Regions from separate parts of the Homo sapiens genome. Here region 1 is linked to region 2. Evidence: chromatin loops called from intact Hi-C (ENCODE). Cell type or tissue: PC-9. All regions are shown on one strand. Each heading gives the region's core, and the rest is flanking DNA. Links, peaks and the distances in the headings are about the cores only.

Region 1 (8,440 bases), core at 3,585-6,084, 290 kb before region 2:
GTTTGCTTAACAATACCTTAAGCTGCCCATCTATCAACTGTAGCTCAGTTCAAATCCATCCTCCTTCGTGATCCCTTCTCTGACCTCTTGGACTCCAAATCCTTTGCGGCATCCCTACGATATTGGCTTGTCATTTATTTAGAACATATCATGTACTATTTTCCATTGTCAGTTATCTAAGCTGACTAAAATTTCTGGTAGGCAGATCCTAAATCTTGGATTATCAAGGACCTACACCCAATATTATCCTAAGACTCAAAGCTAAGCAGTTACTTGATTTTATAACCTCTTTAGAAGAATCAAAACTGGAGTATACAAAAAGTTTTCCTAAATACAGTTTTGAATAATAGGGTCATAGATTTAGTATCATTAATACTTGCATATAAAGAAAGAAAACCAAAGGGTTTATTTACTTTTGAATCTTATAATTATCCAACTCATATCCATCAAAAGTAGGTACTCATTACAGACCAATGTTTCACAAGCCCCAGTGAGCACGGATTGCTTAACACAGAGAGAAATTGTTATTCCCTGATACACAGACTGAGAAACAGAAATGATTAAGAAAGGCCTACCCTCCGGTGGCCAACCTCTTTGGAAGTAAAGGATATCTACATCATGTTTCCTTTGATGTTAGGAATGAGGACTCCAGACTAACACAGATTGTATTTTCCCTGGTACAAATCATAATTTCCTCAAATTTTCCAGTTCCAACCACTAGATGTCATGCAGAGACCATAAAGTAGAACATCTTAGTGGTTTCTGTTGTTTTTTTTCCCCCCACGTCGAGCATTACCAATTTTATGAACTTCAACATTTAAGGTGGTTTGGAAAAATTTTAAGTGACAGGCATTAAAGACACAGGTCAGTGCAATTTATTTCACAGTCTGGGTGCATAGACATTATGGCAAAAATATATAGAATTAAAAGTACTACCTCATTCATTGCAAAGCATTATTTCCGGAATCTGAAAAATTCATGCAAGTGGGTTCCAAAAAAATAAAAAATAAAAAAGATAGAAATTCTAAAGCCTCCCTTCTTTAACAATCACCTACTTTACCCTGGTAGACAAAACTGGAATTCAAGAAAATGGAAAGAAAGCGTGTATAATAGAAAAAAAATCAAAAGTTTTGGATTAAATACTAGCTTGGACATGTGCTAATTGAGTAAACCTGCTGTAATACTTAACTTCTGTAAGTATCTGTTTGCTGGTCTGTGAAATGAGAATACCTGACATGCAATAATTGGGAAGTTTCAATAAAACATTGTGTATATATATATTTTATATTTTATATATATATATATATATATATATATATATATATATATATATATATATATATATATCTCAGGACCTCAGAAGATAATTAAAGAGTTATAGATTCTGGAGTCAGCAAGTTATGAGTGAGAGGTGAAGCGACTGGAAGAGGACTAAGTTGTCCAAAAAGACTGCAGCAGATTAAAAAAAAAAAAAAGCATCTGGCTTTAGGTATAGGAACATTTCAGAAATGGGTAAGCAAAAGATAAGAAAGAATCTACAGATACCTGTTTGGGTGTATAAGTAAAAAGATAATTTCAAAATCATTTCTTTATTGTTTATAATTAGATAAGCCTCCTGTAGTGGGAAATGAGAGTAAGAAGACAGAAAAAAAAATTGACCTCTTGAGAATAAAAATTCTCAAGGTGAAAGGAGATGGGATTCAGACGTGGACAAGGCTGATTGGAAAGATAAAGGATCCCTCTAAGCATACAATTAAAAATACAAACAATAATAAACCAAAATAAGTTTAAGGCAGGCCAACAGAGTTTGAAGAAGTAAACAATATAACATCTCACCCACCACCACACAAAGCTAGTTTTTTAATCGAGAAAACTTATACTATGGGAATCATGGCCTTTATCCTAAGAGCCATACTAGATGTAAAAATCTCTCTAAAGTACATGATACATATTTAAATATACACACATACATACACACATACACATATGCATATATAAGTTTTTGAAAAACAAAATTATGAAAAAGTTTTCTTTTTTATGCATCTTTTGCTTGTATCAATAAATCCTACAGTCAACTTACAATGAAGGCCAGTTTTTCTCAAACGCCGTAATGCTCTGCCTAAATCATTCATTTTAAAAATGATGGGTAAAACTTTACAAATAAAATGAAGTATACTTTATGTTAAATAATTTTGAATTCTCTATATTTAAAAATAATATTGAGATTATTACTCCAGTAAACAAAACTGAAATGCTAAAGATTACATTTAAATAACACATTCTTTATTATTATTATTTTCTTATTTTAAATTTTACTTTAAGTTCTGGGATATGTGTGCAGAACATGCAGGTTTGTTACATAGGTATACATGTGCCGTGGTGGTTTGCTGAACCTAACAAACTGTCATGTAGGTTTTAAGCCTCGCATGCATTAGGTATTTGTCCTAATGCTCTTCCTCTCTCCCCTTGCCCCCCACCCCCCGACATAGTGCATTAAAACATCAAGTATTGTAATTTGCAGTTTGTGATACACCGTGTAGGCTAGAATAAGAAACCTTTTAAGTATGAAATAGGAAGATATAAAGAAATTAATTAATTTTTAAATTTAATTTTAAATTTTCAATTAATGTTTATATTTTAATAATAATGCTTATAGTTTAATATTAGCTATTGATGTTTTATCTATAAAGGTAGACTATGAAATTTACTTTTTGCATATTTCAACTTTCTTAGTTTTCAAGATTTTTCAAATCATGTACATATTTGATGATTTTTATGATTCATTGAGGTAACTATTTGATAATATTGTTCAAAATGACCACATTAATTATGTTTTTAGTAATGATTTACTCCCCAAAAGGTATATGTTTCCACCTTAAATTCCTGTAAATAAAATTCTTGTGATAGCTTCTTAAAAAGTAAGAGAAAAGAAAGAGAAAACTGATTCGTTTCTACTTGGAGCTTGATTTCAAATATGTAAACCCCAACTACGTAATTCTGTACACAGGAATCTCATTATTTATTTTCATAGTTGCTGCTTTATTTAAAATTTTGTCTCTAAAGTTTATATTTGGCAAGACAAATAAAAATAAGCTGGTTTATAATTTTTCTTATTCTAAGATGTGCATGTGTATATGTGTAAATATGTTTTAATTTCTAATGGCCTGTCCAGATGAAGGTATCACTCCTGGAGACATGGCAACCCATATGAGAATGTTTATATACACTGGGGTGGAGAAGAACAGCCATGCCCAAATCCTAATTTAAATCACCTTCACCTTTGAAATGTTAAAACTGTATGTGTCTTTTTCAGTTTCTCTCTGCTCCTCCTTTTCTCCTATGCTCTTGCTCAGAAAACATTTAATTTCAACTCAGGTGTATTTATTAGAAAGAATCCTTCCATTTTAATTTTTTTGAAAGTCATTGGAAGCAGATCCTGTGTCCTTATAAAATTCCACAATAAAACATTTACTTTTGTAAGCTATGTGTATCTAGATGGTGATATTATTGTTAGGAAATAAAAGGAGAGCATTTGGTAACTATGGCAACATGATATGTTTCAAAAGAAATATGGACTCTTTTTCCTTGAAGAAATTAGATATTTTCCTTGACTGGTACTTAGGGATCCAAGTCTAGAAGAGAAATAGGATTTTTTAAGGCTCACTATTTTAGTCTTTTTTTTTTTTGGAAATTGTTCACCTAGCCACATCTGACAAAATAAAAGATTAAATTTGAGGCTGCAGAAACAAAATTGCAGTTGTAATTTGCCAGCACCTAGTCCATGTTAGGGTAAACAAACACAGTCAATTCCCATTTATCTAAAGTTTAAGCAATAATAATTTTCAAAAATGGAATTTCTTGCCGTATTATTTTTTCTCCAAAACGCACAAAATGAGAATGTGTTAGTCTAGTCTCATGCTGCTGATAAAGACATACTGAAGACTGGGCAATATAAAAAGGAAAGAGGTATAATGGAGAACTCACAGTTCCACATGGCTGGGGAAGCCTCACAATCGTGGCAGAAGACAAGGAGGTGCAAGTCACATCTTACGTGGATGGCAGCAGGCAAAAAGAGAGCTTGTGCAGAGAAACTTACATTTTTAAAACTATCAAATCTCATGAGACTCATTCACTGTCATGAGAACAGCGTAGGAAAGATCCACCCCCATAATTCAATCACCTCCCACCCGGTTCCTCCCAGGACATGTGGGAATTGTGGGAGTTACAATTTAAGATGAGATTTGGGTGGGGACACAGCCAAACCATATCAGAGAATATTCTTTATATAGAGATATATTGAAAAATGTTACTTCTGGTTTCAGTCATTACACAATAATAGAGTCCGACTTCTAAGTCAATAGTTTTAAACGAACAATTTATTTTCACCACAAAGATTCCAAAACACTATGTGACTGTGAATTATCATCCTAATCAGATTAATTTTTTGATATAATTTTAGGGTTAGTTTGGATTATTAGTGTGTGAGTTCTGTGAAAATTATGACAGTAAAATATGCCTGTAGCCATCAGCCTATAACAGGAGATCTCATTGTGAGCTCAAGGAAGAAGGAAACACACTGAAATTTCTATATTGGTGCAGGATGATGGTAATTGCAAGAAAGGGCTTAAATAAAACAGTAGTATAAAACTCAATCTGATACAAAAAAGTCAGCGGCAAGACAAAAATAGTTTATAAATATAAAATAAGGAATCAAATCTAAGCTTGTGCGTGAATAAGATTAAAAAATTATCAAATTCATGTTCAGTATGGTAGGAGTGACCTAGACAAAAGATGAGGAAGAAAGAGTGACTATCTAAGTAATTTTATGGGATTATTATGACTTTTAAAAATATTTGATCTTTTGAACATCTCACAGGATAAAATATTGAATTAATTAGAATATTTAGTTGACTGAAACACCCATTTTCTTACTTATTTTAAAAAACTGAATTTTAATGTATATAAGTATAGATTAATGAATGTATACATAAACACAGAGAAAGAGAGAGAGAGAAAAAAACATTCTCTGCATATTGCTTCTTCTTGCAAGAATGTTAAGAACAAACATTTTTCTTTATGTCTCTCTCCAATTAAGTTAAAGATGGTGGAGCTGCATACTAGTTGCTATTATAATAGCTTTTTCATAACATTTTGTTCACAGTTGGGAAAAACAAATGAGCAAATAAACATTGAGATGTAAAAGCAGTGTACCACTACCTTTAACGTACCAGTCTTTATTAGGTAAGAGAGTGTTTTGATGTGTATATTATCTTCTGCTTTATAAGGTAGCTTACTTTCACCTGCTTAGGTGGGAACAGATAGATGATAGATAGATAGATAGATAGATAGATAGATAGATAGATAAATAGCCAGATAGATTAGGTAGATATATAGACATATAGGTAGATGGATAGATAGTGTCTTAGTCCGTTTTGTGCTAATGTAGCATGCCTTAGACTGGGTAATTTATAAAGAACAGAGACTTATTTCTTACAGTTCTCGAGACTGGGAAATCCAAGGTTGAGGAACCTACATGTAACAAGGACCTTCCTTCTGTGTTATCCCATGGTGGAAGGCAGAAGAGCAAGACAGCATGTATGCATGTGACAGAGAAATAGGAATAGTGCTGAACTAATCCTTTTATCAAGAACTCACTTCCTAGGTAGCTAACCTACTCTCAAGATAATGGCATTAATCAATTCATTCAGCAGAGCACTTGTAACCTAAGTTACCTCTTAACAAAAACATTTTTGTCAACTAAAGTACAGGGTTCATGAGACAAATAAAATTCATTTATATCGTATATAAAGTAACTTAGGTTAGCACATTTTCTTCCTCTACCAACTTCAGTGAGGTTGTGTCACACATGTGAAATACAGTTAGATTTTTTTTTTGCTTAGATGGTGTCAGGGATCTCCAGACATACTATATGTTTCTTTTTAAATTTGCGTACATTAAGGTTTACTATTTCTTCTGTAAAGTTCTGTTGGTTTTGACAAATACCTAATGCCATGTATCCACCATTACAGTATCATACAGCATATAATCATAGCTTTATTGACAGAAGAATCATTTGTGCATCAATTATTCTTCCATCCTCCTTTACTCCCCACAAACATTTGGCAACCCCTGATAGGTTTCTTTCTTGTGGAATGTCACATAATCAGAATCACTAGTCTGTATCCTTTTCAAATTGGCTTATTTCACTTAGAAATTTGCATTTAAGATTCTTTCATTTTTTTCATGATTTGATTGCTCTTATCTTTTTATCATTGAATATTATCTCACCATATGGATGTATCACAGACTATCTGTTCTCCTCTTGGGGAACGTCTTGATTGCTTCCAGTTTGGGGTAATTATGAATAAAGCATCTATAAAAATATAAATAGAATTTTTGTGGGCAAAAATTAACAAATCAGTTTAGTAAAAATCTAGGAGCATGCTTGCTGAATTATATGTTTAGCTTGATAAGAAATTGAAAAGCTCAGGAGGCTGAGGCAGGAGAATGGCATGAACCCGGGAGGCAGAGTTTGCAGTGAGCTAAGATTGTGCCACTGTACTCCAGACTGGGCGACAGAGTGAGATTCCGTCCCAGAAAAAAAAAAAAAAAAAAAAAAAGAAATTGAAAAGTTGTCTTCCAAGGAATCTGTACAGTTTTTCATTTCCACCAGAAAAGAATGAGAGTTCCTGTTACTCTGCATTCTTCTCAGTATTAAGTATTATCAGATTTTTAGATTTTAGCAATTCTAATAAATAAGTAGTGGTTCCTAATTGTTTTAATTTGCAATGTTCTGGTAACAAATGATGTTGACCATCTTTATTTTCTATCTGTGTATCTTCTTTGATGAGGTGTCTATTTAAATCTTTTGCCAACTTTCAAATGTGGTTTTCTTATAGTTGAGTCTTAAATGTTTATTGTATATTTTGGATACAAGCCTTTTATCAGATGCATGTCTTGCAAATTTTTTCCCAGTCTATTACTTTTTAAAAATTATCCTAACAGTGACTTTCACAGGGCTGAAGCTTTTAATTTTAGTAACATCTAAGCTTTCACAGAATCGTTTTGTGGTTGTATCCAAAATCTTATGGCCAAATTCAAGGTCTTCTAAATTCTCTCCTATATTTGTAGTTTTGCATTTAAATCTATGTTCTATTCTAAGTTGATTTTTTGTGAAGCTCTGAGGTTCGTGTCTCCAGGTTCATTTTTTTATGTGTGTGCAGAAGGATAGCCCATTGTTGCAGCACCACTCACTACATTTATTGCAAAGACTATTCCTTTGCTATTGAATTGCATTTTGCTCCTTTGTCAAAGATCAGTTGATTATATTTGTATGAGGCCTATTTCTGGACCCACTAGTTCCATTGAACTATGTGTGAATTCTTTAGTCAATACCACACTGTCTTGACACTGTGCCTTTATAGTAAGTCTTAAAATCGGGTAGCATGCATCCTCCAACTTTATGTTTTTTCAGTTTTTATTGAGTATTTCAGGTTTTTTGGCTTTTCATATAAACATTATATATATGTTTGTTGATATCTAAAAAGGAGTATTTTTCTAAAAAATTGGGATTGCATTGAATATATTCATCAAATAGGAAAGAATTAACATCTTAACAATAGTGAAGTAATGTTGAACTTATCACACTTTATTTAGATCTTCTGTAATTTCTTTTATCAGAATTTTGTAGTTTTGCACATGTAGTAAAAGACATGTAGATTATTAAAAAGTTTTGTCAGATTTATATCTCAGTATTTATTTTCATGTCTGTGCAATTGTAAATGGCATTTTTAGAAACTAATATTGTTTCTCATTGCTCACTGCAAAGGATGAATTTCTTAATAAGTAACTAACTTTTGTATATTGACCTTGTTTTCTGAGATCTTATAATTAGATTTAAAAAACTACTTGTTTTTGCAAATTCCTTGAGATCTGTTATATAGATAATAATATAAACTCAGCACAGATAGTTCTAATTTTTCCTTTTCTATCTTTTTTATTTCTTTTATTGTCTTATTGCACTTGTTAAGACTTTTAGTACAATGTTGAGTAGAAATGATGAGAGAAGTTATCTTTGCCTTGTTCCCAGTCTTAGGAGAAAAGCTTCCAGTCTCTCAACATTAAATATGATTCCACCTGTAGGATTTTTGTAGGTGTCTTCATCAAATACAGGGAGTTCCCATCCTCTCTACTTCTAATTTGCTAATACTTCTTATTATGAATAGGTTTCATGTATTTTCAAATGCTTTTTCTGTATCTATTGATATAATTATTCAATTTTCTTCTTTATTAGTCTTTAATGTGGTAGATAACACTGACTTCTGGATGTAGAACAGTCTTGCATACCTGGAGTAATTCCTTCTTGATCATGGTGTAGAATTATTTTTATATGTTGTTGTTTGATTTGTTAATATTTTATTGAAAAATTTTGAATCTGTAT
Region 2 (8,440 bases), core at 2,887-5,386:
AGTTTTTGATTTTTTAAACTTTGTCTTAAAAAAATCAGAATTTCTCACTTAGTGTGAGTCATGAAACGAAATCATTGTTACTTGACAGCATTTAAAATTGCTTTACATGTGTGCCTCAGTAAACACAGCTGCAACAAATTAATTCATTCATTTTGTTGTGCAAATGATTGATTTAAATAGGTTTACATAATTATAAACCTATTACAGGAAGTGTTAATCATAATTTGTTTCAGAAGTAGAAAATGCTTCCGCTAAATTACATATGTCAAGTTGTAATCACATAAGACTATTTGTTATTTTTATACCTCTTCTGTATTTCTACCTCTGTACTTTTATTAAGCCCTCTCATAGCCCTCTCTGCTTAAGTCAAGTGTTTTTTTAAAGACCCAGATAACCCTATCCTGCCTCCCCCACACACTCACAAGAAGCCTTCTCTATTTTGCCATCCCATGTGCATTCCTTTTCTAAGTCAGTGCATATGATCAATTGTATTCTTTAATTCTCTGTATACTATTATTATTAGAGTTTTGTTTGTAAATGAAGCAAATTCAACAAAGTGGAAGTCTTTTTCTGTGTGGTTGAAGGGGATCAACTCTTGTCTTAGTCCATTTGCATAGCTGTAAAGGAATACTATGAGGCTGAGGAATTTATAAAGAAAAGAGGTTTATTTGGCTTACACTCGTGCAGGCTGTGCAAGCATGGTACCAGCATCTGCTTCTGATGAGGGCTTCAGAAAGTTTTCACTCATGGCAGAAGGGAAAGGAGAGAAACCAACACACGGTGAGAGAGAAGGAAAAAGTGAATAAAGGGAGGCTCCAGACTCTTTTGAAAAAGCAGACCTTGGAGGTGCTAGGAGTGCTGCATGACCTAGATGCCTTTCACTAAGCTCCACCTCCAACACTGAGGATCAAATTTCAAGATGACATTTAAAGGGAACAAATATCCAAACAATATCAACTTTATTTCTTCCCTGAAATCTCTAGATTCATTATTAAATATGAGAATCAAATACCAAACTATTTATAATATCCTAAGATTTCATTACCACGTGGTGACAACATCAACGATAGAAGAAGGTCATAATTTTAGGGAAGTTACAACTGTAGCCTGACATATCAGCTGTGATATCCTTTAGGGCACACTAAAATAGTAACCATGGATGAAGAGGAGCATCTTTTGTGATAGGGGTAGGAAAAGAAACAAATCCAAGACTAATGTAATTTTACAAAGGCAAAGAGAAAATGAGCCAAAATGTTAACACTAATTATCACTAAATTATATGTTTATACATGACTTTAAATTTTTCATGTGGATCTTTATTTTTTAAGCATTCTACTAAGCCCATATTATTTTAATGGATGGGGAAAAATTTATTACAAAGGGGAAAGTGAGTGAAGGAATTATAATAGCTAACAGATTTTATAAAAGAGAACTTAGAATCATGTTATTTTGCTACACTGCAGGAAATAAAACTTTTTGTTGAAAAGCAGCATGGAAATGTGTGTGTGAATGCTGGGGAATGAGGAATGGAATGTTGGGACTAGAGATTATTAATATAGAGAAAGGAAACTTTCTTTATCCTCTGAAGGTTTGATAATTACTAACAGGAGAAAAAAACATTTTAATTATTTGCATACACATAGGAGTCCCACAAAATATGAGACTTGAAAAGGGGGCAGATGATTGAAACATATATAACATCTTGAGCTGAAGAAAGGAATACAGGCCTGGGGATTCTAGGGTTGGTGGTGACACAAGTTATGGGAGAGTGAGGGGAGAAAATGCAGGGTGAACAAAGGTTGTCTTGTTATGCAAACAAAAGGTCTTTCAGGTAATAAACAGTCTCAGAAAAAGAGGCGATAGTCTGTGATAAAATCTGCCTGGGCATGTTGTCAACTTTCAGTTTCCTCCCCTGTGATACTTTTACTTTTCCCTGGCTGATGAGATTCCCAGGAAAAACACTCATGACAAGTGTATTCTTTCTAGAGGGCCAATCTTTAGACAGATAAGGAAAGTTCAGGGAGAGCCCCTCCTTGCACTATTGCAGGAGAAAGAGGGTAAGAGACAGAAGAGCAGGAGGTCAGAGTGACATTGGTTCTGAAGTTGCTTCTATGGTCTTTCAACTCCTTTGATTCAAAGTACTCAGCATTCCAAAGTGCCATAGGAGGTATCAGTTTCTCAACCCCAACAGTAAGGTTTTGGGGACTGTTTTGTGCTAGCAAAGGGTTTTCTTTCTTTCTTTCTTTCTTTCTTTCTTTCTTTCTTTCTTTCTTTCTTTCTTTCTTTCTTTCTGTCTTTCTTTAAACTGATGTCTTAGAGGGGAAATGTTTAAATATCTCTTGAGTGCCTTCACCTAGATTGTAAATATGTATAATTTGTAGAATTAAATCTCAGTAATTTGTAAACTCTAAATACTTACACACTAAAGGAATGGATTTAATAATTTATTTTATGAAAAAGTATTTAACCCAATTGTATCAGTTGTGATCCAATCAGGAGGGAGAAACCAACACAGTAATGTGAACAGAGGAAGTTTGATATAAAAGTTATTAATTTTAACAGGAGATTTGTGTATGGAGGAATAGGATTGTAATAAATGAAAAGAATTTTATAGAGTACAGGATTAGCTGATGCAAAAGTGAGGGAGTGTTCTCCAATCCCTGGTGCTGAAATACAGCATCCAGTAAGACTGCTCCCTCCCTACCAAGATGAGATTCAAGCCTTATTGGAAAGGGTAAGAATGTGGCTCACTACCATGTGTCCATGTGTTCTCAACACTCAGCTCCCACATATAAGTGAGAACATGCACTGTTTGGTTTTTCTGTTCCTGCATTAGTTTTCTGAGGATAATGACTTCCAGCCCCATCCATGTCCCTACAAAAGACATGATCTCATTCCTTTTTGTGACTGCATAGTATTCCATGGTGTGTATGTACCATATTTTCTTTATCCAGTCTATCATTGATGGACATTTAGGTTGATTCCATGTCTTTGCTATTGTGAATAGTGCTGCAGTGAACGTACACATGCGTATATGTTCCTGATTGAATGATTTATATTCCTTTGGGTATATACCCAATAATGGGATTGCTGGGTCAAATGGTATTTCTGCCTCTAAGTCTTTGAGGAATTGCCGGGGAGAGAACAACACAGACTAGGGCCTGTTGGAGGGTGGGGCATGGGAGGAGGGAGAGCATCAGGAAGAACAGCTAATGGATGCTGGGCTTAATACCTAGGTGATGGGATGATCTGTGCAGCAAACCACAAGGCACATGTTTACCTATGTACCAAACTGCACACTCTATATCCTGAACATGTTCCCTTGAGCTTAAAAGTTGGAAATCAAAAATTAAAAAAAAGAAAAAAAAGAAAAGAGAATGTGGCTCTCACTGGGTGGCAGAGTAGTTGCAGTGGGGCTGTACTGGAAGAAATTGCTGAAAATATGCCTTTTGGGCAGGCAGGAGATTCATCCTCTGGGGTGTCATGGAAAGCTATTGATTTTTCCAGAGAGACTCAACTGCTAAATTATCTGAAAGGAGTGCAAAAGGAAGCTGATGGTCTCTGGGTGCTGCTGAACAGGAGCCAGGTGTTGGAGAAGGTGTGTTCCACTGTGAGAGCCTGATGAGGGAGCATACCAGACCTGGGATGAAATCCCTTCCACCTCCAGCATCTCTCCACCACCATCTGCTGGCAAGTTTTTACATTCTGGCAGCTATTTGAAGGGCCCAGATTCTTTTTCTCAGAACAGGCAATAGTGAATTTGCCTCTGGAAGGCAATAAATTAATTACTGGTACAGTCACCTTGTTGCTGGAAACAGTTGTTTATTCTTTTTTTTTTTATTGCCATTAACTTGGTGCTTCCTAGGTTAGAATTGATAGTAATTGCAGAGATAAACGGCGTTGTCTATGTCTAAAAATTATGCAAACTTGTAAATAAGTCTAAAGTAGGCAGCATGTCCTTTAAGTGGCATAAGTTGACAAAGTGATGCAGGATATTTTCTTGACCCTTGGTGGGACTCAAAAGAGGGGTGCACCATTTACTCAACCTGTCCTGTTCAACCCCTTGTGGGAGGGAGCACCCATGCAAATGAGTACGGGAATTGAAGCGAATGAGCTCAGGAACTTGCCAGCAATTTAGGTGCCTGCATGAGCAAACTCTGCTCACTCAGGTTGACTGTGTCCCACCCATCGCAGGAGGAAGTGTGCAGGTGAGTGAGTGCAGGAAAAAACTGGCTGCTTTAGTGCTGGCAGGAGCAAACTTCATGCAGGCCTCTTGGCAGGATCCAGGTGGGGTTCCCCAAGGCCCCAGAGGGCATGTTACAATACTCTTTTAGCTCCGCCGCCGTCCACAGAAAGCAGTGTGTTATCAGCTCAGCCAGCCCTTTGGCTTATTGCATGGGGCAGCTGCCCTCTGCTGGCAATGGCAAAGGGCCACTGTGACAGCCTTTGTGGGTGTCCACACTTGGTGCATCCCAAATTCTTGTCCGGTGCCCAAGAGGAATGAGGTCGCAAATATAAATTGAAGGATGGTGAATGTGGTGAATTTTATTGCGTGACGAGAGCGGCTCTCAGCAAGAGGGGAGATGGAAAGGGGATGGGAAGGGCAGGTTGCTCTCCTCTGATATTAAGTCACCTCTGCCTCTCTCTTGTGAAGTCAAGTTGCTGCTTTCCGACATCCAGCTGCCATCTCTGGAGTCAAACTGCCTCTCTCAACATCCAGCCACTTTTCCTCTCTGCTGGCTGAGCCTGAGGTCTTTATAGGCACAGAATTGGGGCAGGGTGGGCTGTAGGTGGTTATGGAAAAAGCAACATTCAATTGGTAAAAATATGCTATTCAGAAAGAACCAATCGGGAGAGAGCGGGTACACAGGGATGGAAGTTCTCACTTCGGGCCATTGGGTTTCAGGCTTTTTGACTCAGGGATGGGATTTTGCCAGGGACCTGCCCCTGTCTGCCTAGAATTTCTCAGACTCCTGCCTCTATCATTGCATCAAGAGGCCACTTGGATATTATAAAAGGCAAAAAGTGCAACAGTTATAAAAGTGTGGGCCTTGAACCAGCAATTTTAGCTTTACTGTGTAAACTTAAGAGAAATGCAAAATTGCATGTCAAGACCTACTGAATCAAAAACTCTGAGGATGAATCTCAGCAGTTTGTATTTTAACGAGCCCTCCAGATGGATCTGATATGTGCTAATGCTTAATAACTAATCATCTAGAGTAAAGTACTCAGTTCAGTTCCGTATTTATTATTGAGTTAGAGTCCCAGGCTTAATGAAGTTTTATGTAAATTGGAATTTTCTTCCCACTTGACAAATATATTTCATGGAAGAGGAACAAATAAGCACAAAAGTGTATAGTCTACACAAGAACACCTAAAACAATTTCCTTTAAGCACACACCCCATTATACCTTAGTGTGACAAATTTAACATGTTCATTCACATGGTCACAAACTTGAACCATCACATAGCATAGAAGAATTAGAAGCAAAAGTAAATAAGATTAAAATTATTCTTAGTAATCAATGTTACACTGCTCAGACTAGTTAGAAATTATTTAGTTGCCCAGTAATTGTGCTTAATAAAACAGACTCTTTGGGCACAGACTTTCATAATGATATGGCTTAGAAAACTTTCAGGCTGCCATGGTAGGCTGCATTACAAATTCTAAGACTCTCAAGTCTGGAAGCAAATGTACTTGATGAGAGCAGACGGCAGACCCAAGATTCTTTGGAATAAGCAAGACTGAATGAAATAATGAGGAGGACTTGCTTGTAGTTACTGGTTGGTTATATTGTTGGCATGATTTTAAACAATTTTCCTACTGCACTTCTAATTGACATGCTAGTGAACAAACTCAGACTCTTTTCATGTTCAGCCTTTGCCTGTTTATCTAATGTTCTCTTTCCAATAACATATTTCACTCCTGTTTATTGCCTGGATTTTGTTAATGGGGTACTCCACTCTGTATCACATTCATATTTATCTTACAACCTATTTTATAATAACTACTTTAGTCTATTTGGGTTGCTATAACAAAATGCCATAGACTGGGTGGCTTATAACAACAAAAATCTATTTCTCATAGTTCTGAAAGCTTGGAAGTCTAAGACCAAGGTGTAAGCAGATTCGGTGTCTGGGGAGGGCCCTCTTTCTGGTGCATAGATAGTGCCTTCTCCCCATGTCTTTAAATAGTGAAAAAGAAAAGGCAGTGCCTGGGTTCTCTTTGATAAGGACCATAGTCTCATTAATGGGGACTTTCTCTACATAACCCCATCACCTTCCAAAGGTGCTGCTCCTTAGCACCATCACATTGGTGATTAGGTTTTAACATAGAAATTTTGAAGGGATACAAACATTCAGACCACAGCAATAACTTTATACTCCTGGTGAGCTGCGGCCAGCTAACTAAAACCTTGTTCTACTAAGTATTCAAATTATATTTTACATGTCAACTAATGAATGTTTCCAGCTAGGTCCTTCATAATCATCACTTCATATTCCCATATAAGAAACAAGATTGCATACCAGCAATTCTTTTAAGATAATTTTAAATTTAAGTTTGTAAAAATTGATAAGCCATATAACAAACATACATGAGGAAAATATTAATATCACTTTATTCTCATCACTAAAAGGGAAACGAGAAGCTTCATTAATTAGAGGTCATTACAATAATAGGTATGTATGAGGAAATAAAGCCATTTTCTTATGATAGTAGCAGAACTGGAATGGAAAAGCAAACTATAGAATCTGTTATTAATGTAGACATTGTAAAGCTAAAAATTCAATATGTAAATGCAGGATATTTATGGACTTCAGCTTGGACTATATTATCTCTATGATCCACCAACTTTATAAAATTCTATGGTGATCAAAGATGAGGGAGAATTTAAGTACCTAAAATTTAAAATGTTGAGAAAAAAATATGAAGCTGGAGGAAGAAAAGGAATAGAAACATACAGGACAATTTTGAATGTGAGTCTATTTTCTAACTTACGTTGGACATGAAAGTAGGAAAGTCTGATAGAGAGTTGTAGTTACAGGATTGGTCTTTTGCAAAATATTAGTCCTGGAGATATGCTTCTTAGTATTTTTCTCAAATTATTTCTAAATTATGAGGTTCCTTATAATAAAATTAAAAGCCAATGAACATAGATATTATTAGTTGTAATATAAAACAAATAGAACATGAAGCAGTGCTATTAGTTAAAATGAATTGCAAAGGGCTGGTCTGGACTCAGTCAAAGAATGTTTGGGTCTGCCAGCTGGCATGACTAATAATTAGACTTATTTCACTTGAAATTTGATTTATTACTAAACCAGGAAACAAGAATTGCATAGAATACATGTGTAAAGAGAGAGTGAGTAAAGAAAAACAATAGAGTTGCACAGCTCATCTATGTTGCCCTAGTTCCTCACGGGGGCATGGCAGAACCATAGGGTCCATGATGTAGAGTAATAGTAGTTAAGGCACAAGGCTATTAATATGAACGGAGAGTGCATTAATCCATTCTCACACTGCTATAAAGAACTGCCCAAGACTGGGTAATTTAGAAAGAAAAGAGGTTTAATTGACTCACAGTTCTGCAGGGCTGGGGAGGCCTCAGGAAACTTACCATCATGGTGGAAAGGGAAGTGAACACATCCTGTTTCACATGGATGCAGGAAGGAAAAGTGCCAAACCAAAGGGGAAAAAGCCCCTTGTAAAATCATCAGGTATTGTGAGAACTCACTATCATGAGAACAGTATGAGGGTAACCGGCCCCCATGATTAAATTACCTTCCACTGGGTCCCTCCCACATCACTTCAGGATTATAAGAATTACAATTCATGATGATATTTGGGTGGGGACACAGAGCCAAACCATATCAGAGAGGCTATACTTATATCAAATAAAACAGACTTTAAGCTAAAAACAGTAAAAATAAACAAAAAGGTTATTATATAATGATAAAGCGATTCATTCCACAAGGGGCTATAACAGTCTTAAACATATATGCAACTGGCACTGAAGCACTCAGATAAATAAAGCAAATATTCCTATCTAAAGGGAGAGCTAGAGTCTGATACAATAATAATTGGGAACTTCAATACCAGACTCCCAGCATTAAACAAATAACTTAGACAAAAATTAACAAGAAAACATCAGACTTAAACAGTACTATAGACCAAATAGACCTAACAGACATTTCAAAAACATTTTAGCCAATAACCGCAGAATACACATTCCTCTCATCAGCATATGGAATATTCTCCAGAATAAACCATATGTTAGACCACATAAAAGTATCAACAAACTTTAAAAAATCAAAATCATATCAAGTATTTTCTCAAACCACATTGGAATAAAACTAGAAATCAATGCCAAGAGGAACATTGAAAACTATACAGATACATGGAAACTAAACATGCTTTAAACAACCGTTGGGTCAAAGA

The links. Peaks named below come from ENCODE experiments on the same cell type or tissue, not always from the same donor. Only the 100,000 strongest peaks of a DNase experiment are listed, where the experiment ranks them.
Region 1: it touches region 2 in a loop (10-fold over the local background); 6 of 110 quality-filtered maps call a loop at or near these places.

What each region holds. Positions count from the first base shown.
Region 1 is chr21:28,044,082-28,052,521 of GRCh38, reverse strand. LINC01697 (long intergenic non-protein coding RNA 1697) reads right to left here and starts at 4,108. Exons shown (of 5, transcript NR_126010.1): 1 at 3,985-4,108. In PC-9, for the core only: no CTCF peak of the experiment used is centred there; no DNase peak of the experiment used is centred there.
Region 2 is chr21:27,755,247-27,763,686 of GRCh38, reverse strand. No RefSeq gene overlaps it. Among named protein-coding and RNA genes, the nearest start is that of LINC00113, 37 kb to the right of the region's middle. In PC-9, for the core only: a CTCF peak has its summit at 4,407 (motif pointing left); no DNase peak of the experiment used is centred there.